2 separate regions of the Homo sapiens genome follow, and region 2 is linked to region 1. A link is a loop called in an ENCODE intact Hi-C map of the cell type or tissue named here. Cell type or tissue: PC-3. All regions are shown on one strand.

What was found. Hi-C counts contacts between places; a loop is a spot of excess contacts. Peaks named below come from ENCODE experiments on the same cell type or tissue, not always from the same donor. Only the 100,000 strongest peaks of a DNase experiment are listed, where the experiment ranks them.
Region 2: a loop joins it to region 1, with 6 times the contacts of the local background. A loop is called at or near these places in 9 of 110 quality-filtered maps.

Annotation. Positions count from the first base shown.
Region 1 is chrX:105,189,281-105,191,780 of GRCh38, reverse strand. All of the region lies in intron 2 of IL1RAPL2 (interleukin 1 receptor accessory protein like 2), which reads right to left. Among named protein-coding and RNA genes, the nearest start is that of TEX13A, 30 kb to the left of the region's middle. In PC-3, a CTCF peak has its summit at 1,335 (motif pointing right); a DNase peak (open chromatin) is centred at 1,360.
Region 2 is chrX:104,928,238-104,930,737 of GRCh38, reverse strand. All of the region lies in intron 2 of IL1RAPL2 (interleukin 1 receptor accessory protein like 2), which reads right to left. Among named protein-coding and RNA genes, the nearest start is that of TEX13A, 290 kb to the left of the region's middle. In PC-3, no CTCF peak of the experiment used is centred here; a DNase peak (open chromatin) is centred at 1,177.

The DNA of each region.
Region 1 (2,500 bases):
AGTATAAGTGAATGTATGTCTGCCCTTTGTTTCACAATCAGTGAGTATGATTATAAATATTCTTGTCCCTGGATTTGAAAACACCTCCTATTCCTATATTATCCTTTCTCTGTTCACTCAAGTCTTATGAATAGCAATTTCAGTATTTAAAAGAACAATTGCAGGTTTTTAAGATTCTCATCACTACTCCCTTGACTTAGATTTCTATAAGGCTCAAAAAGTTATTACTCTTGGTTTAGTCTTGTGGGTACCAATGCTTTAATATCGGCCGGGTGCAGTGGCTCACAGCTGTAATCCCAGCATTCTGGGAGGCTGAGGTGGGCAGATCACCTGAGGTCATGAGTTCAAGACCAGCCTGGCCAATATGGTGAAATCCTGTCTCTACTAAAAATACAAAAATTAGCCAGGCATGTTGGCGCATGCCTGTAGTCCCAGCTACTTGGGAGGCCAAGACAGAGAATCACTTGAACCTGGGAGGCGGAGGTTGCAGCAAGCTGAGATCGTGCCATTGCACTCCAGCCTGGGCATCACAGTGAGACTCCGTCTCAAAACAAACAAACAAACAAACAAAATGCTTTAATATCTGAGTTCTCCAAAACAATTATAATGGAGTGAAGAAAGCCACTTGTATAAAACTCGTATCTCTATTTTAATCATTTTCATTCTGATCTGTACAACCAATGTATGTTTAGGGAGTTTGACATAAAGATTCCAAAGAAGGAGCATCTAAAGACTAGAAAGGAACATGCCAGCATCTATGCAATTTATTTTGCCAGGAGGAGATTCCTAGGAGTAAAAATTAGTGCAGTCCCCTGCAAAGTGCCCTGGGTGTCCCAAGCAAACTCATTTGGCCTCTTTATAGATAAGCCTCCTACTTCCTCTTCAGTACAACCAGGAAGGCAAATCCTGCCGCATCTATCTGTTGTAAAAACAAAACCCTGTGAAAAGTTTATACATACCTGTAAGAGGATAAGTTGTTATTATCAACAATTATAACATTATTTTAGAAAAAAAGAACATTGAGTGCAATAAAACTAGACTCTAATGACTATGTACAATTATTTATTGGGGGACAGGATATATAACTATGTATAGAATTGCTGATTCTGGATTTTTTTTTCCCCAAATTGGAAATCCCTTGTTAGGTATAATGGCTAATCAGCACTTGAGAAAATATGCAAGCATGTGTACCCTATACTAGCTTATTATGTGTTTGTGATTAACAAATTCATTTGTTAAACCAGGTGTTTCAACTATGTAAACTTAATCCCATTCATTTTTACTATCAGTTTTCCTGTGAGCTAAAAGGGCAATTGTTGGGGGGCAATTCATAAAATTACCACTAGAGGGCGAGCTGTCCAAGTTTTTGTTTTACATGTTTTCCCCACATAAGCTTTAAAACTAAGGATTTATCATTGACCAACTGCTGGTTGCTTGAGAAGAATCACAGCACACCTATGGGGATGCACCATTGTAGGTGACAGAAGCCAAAAGTTGAGAATACAGCTGCGATCTTGCTCAAACTGGGGAACCAGGCTACACCCCCATCCCCCCACCCAGTGAATGACCCAGCACAGAAAAGTGTAACAGCAGCAGCAGCTATGAGTTTCATTGAGCCCTTAGAATAGAACATCCAAGAACTGTGCTAGGTGTTTTGCACAAATTTTTCTCCTTTCATTCTCATGTCAACTTTGGGAGGGAGGGACTCTTGTTATTTCCACTTTACTGATAAGAAAAAAAGAAAGCTCAGAGAGTTTAAGTGACTTGCTCAAGGTCACTCAAGTTGTAGTGGCAGAATTCAGACTCTAACCCAAATAAGTTAGACACAGAACTTATAATCTTAGTCATTATGTGTTCTATATCCTGCCTCCTATACTCTTCTTCATCCCAGCCCATGAGCTAGTAAAAGATTAAAATTTGCTTGGTGCTATCCAAATTGTCATATGTATTCCACAGAGTTCATGCCTCTCCAGGAGTAGACATTTCCAGGTGAGGGACATCATATTCCCAAATAATAACCATTGTGGGAAGAATAGCCGTAAGGTAATGTATGCTAATTATTTATCTATGAATTATACACAGTGTTTACAGAGTAATTAATTATTAATAATTCATGTTCTTGACGTAACCTCCAAAGGTCAGATCTAGACCTTGGAAAACTTTATCTGACCCATAACAATTTATTTAAAATTAAGTATCTAGGAATGATTATCCCATCCTACCATTATATTTAAGAATATAGTTGTGTGTGAGCCTGTGCGGTGGCTCACACCTGTGATCTCAGCAATTTGGGAGGCAGAGACAGGCAGGTCACTTGAGGCCAGGAGTACGAGACGAGTCTGGCCAACACAGTGAAACTCCATCTCTACTAAGAATACAAAAATTAGCGGGGCATGCCTGTAATCCCAGCTACTCTGGAGGGTGAGGCACGAGTCGCTTGGGACCGGGAGGCAGAGGTTGCAGTGAGCAGAGATCGCACCACTGCACACCAGCAGAGGTC
Region 2 (2,500 bases), 260 kb after region 1:
CTCATCGTAAGTTCTCAATAAATGTTATCTATCATTATAAGAAGACAGTATAATACGAAGGGTAAGAGTTTTGTGAACTCTGAGGTTATACTGCCTAAATTCAAATGCCTATTCTAACACTTATTTGTTGTATGTCCCTAAATAAGTCATTTACCCTCCTGATTTTCTCTGCTTCCTCGTCTGTAAAACAGAGATAATAATACAACCTACTTTGAAGGGCTACTGTGAGTATTGAATAGTTACTTCATGTAAAGTTCTTGACACAGTGCCTATCACATAGTGAGCACTCAGGAAATGTTTATAATATTGCAATAATGGTGACAACTATGTGAACAAGAAAAACCAATAGCTCTCAAGTCATACAGACTAAGCCACAACTTACTTGTCAGTATGGCTCTCCAGAGGTTCCCTGCACATCTTCAGGTAAGCAACTCATACTATCTGACTATAAATATTAAATTAATTCCATAAAATTATCAGTACTATTTTTTCTTCAATGTAGGTTTTCTAAGAACTGAACATGACTGATGTTTCAAGAGCTTAGCAAATGGTCATAGGATAGAAGAAAGACCATTGTAGCAGAATTTCTGTTACAGAGATTGCCCCAAACTCAATAAACAGACATAGAGAGGAAGCACTTGCCTGAGGCAGCAGTTCAGCTGAATGTGATGAATTGAAAGGGCAATAAAAAGGTGGTAAGGTGGTTGGAGTTAATGTCGAAAAAGAACACAGGGGTACAACAAGTAAGCAATAACATGGGAAGAAGTTTACAAGCCCTAAAGAAAACATTTCAGAAAAAGTGTAAAAGCTTATAAGCTGACTTAGAATTTGTGAGCAGTCATTGACAAGCTATGTTTGGATACAGACCTAAAAGGGCATCATTTCTATAAGCATATGGTTCCACTGTGGAACATGTGAAAAACTTGAAAAAAGTGACATTTACATGAAGTGTCTTTTGTGGCAAAGAGGTGGATGCAGAAGGAATATGGAGATACCAAGCAGATCTGGAATCTGAGAAATTTGTGCTGGGCATTAATGAAGATGTCAGGTGTGCATGTCAAAATGGATGAATGAATTGCTGCCCTAAACACACATGCTGTTTAACAGCCTGCCATCGATTGAGCAAAACTACCTGGATTTGAGTCAGACAAATAAAAAATGATGAATCAGTGACAGAAATAAACACTATAATAAGAAAGCCTGGGCTGCTCAAGTGACACTTGAGGTAAGACAGTGGAATTCTGGAACTGAGAATGTATGTTGACATTGGCAAGCAAAGCTCTGAGGGCTAATGTTGCTAGAGAGGGCCTAATTGGGCCAGTGAACACTGATGATTTGGAACACAAATGTGAGCAGAGGGCATAGAAAGTGGTCCCCCGCAGTGTGATTGCAGAAGGTTCTTTTGGGCTTAGCACTAATATAAGCTGACTTCTCTTAAGTCAAAAGAAGTCAGCTTATGAACAAACGAAAGGCTGAATAAGGAGTTTCTTGATGGGGTCCAAATTGTTATAATCACAAGGGAAAAATACCATGAATTCCATGATTATGTCAGTGCCACATTTGCTAAGTCCATTTGTAAGAGCACAAAACCCCTAATTATGCCTAAGGGGTCAGAGGAACAAGGTGCATTAATTTTGGAAAGTATAACCTTGATTTTGCATACAAGTCAACTTGGGAACATGATATACTTTTCTTTCTAGTAAAATTTTAAGAACAAATTATCTTTTCCTGACATACCAATAGGAAGGGTTACTATTTCTTTAAGAAAATAAAGTAGGAGTGAATCTAAGAAAACATTAGTTTATTTTATTTTCAAAAATCCTTTACCAGAAATATATTCAATTTATATTATCACCTTCAATCCTGCCTAGGTATTGCCAACACGCTGCCCTCACACCACCTTACAAACCCACACAAAGAAGCCCAATTTTTCCCCATTATTCTTTAAAATACCAATTCAACACAAGCCTTTCTTATTCTACGAAGTAACATCACGTAGTACATGTTTAGTTCCCTTCCCTCAAATGGTTCCCAATTACCATCAAGTCTAAGTACATTTTTTGGCCAGTGCTTATTTCCGTGGCTACTTGAGCTCTGGGAGTTGGGAACCTTTGAAATTTCTTCAAGCAACATCAATTTTGCTTATACCCTGGAGTCTCATTCTGGTACAGAAAAGGAGAGAGAAAACAATTTTTTTGGGCTAATTTCCGTAAGTGCGGCACAGCCTCAACCTGACAGAGAAACAACATGGCTCCCACAGCATGAGGCCAAAGCTAAAATGTTTCTTCCAAGTCTCCCAGGCTAGATGAATTTTGAGTTGCTAAGCACTTGTTCTAACACATTCTCAATGCAGACTAAGAAGGATAATGAGGGACTGATAAGACACTCGGTGGCAAATTCTCAAGGAACCGGAATAAGCTGGACTAATATCTATAATGAATCTAATCAAATGTTGACCTGATACAAAACAAATAGAAAAAATTAATAAGATCTACAATTT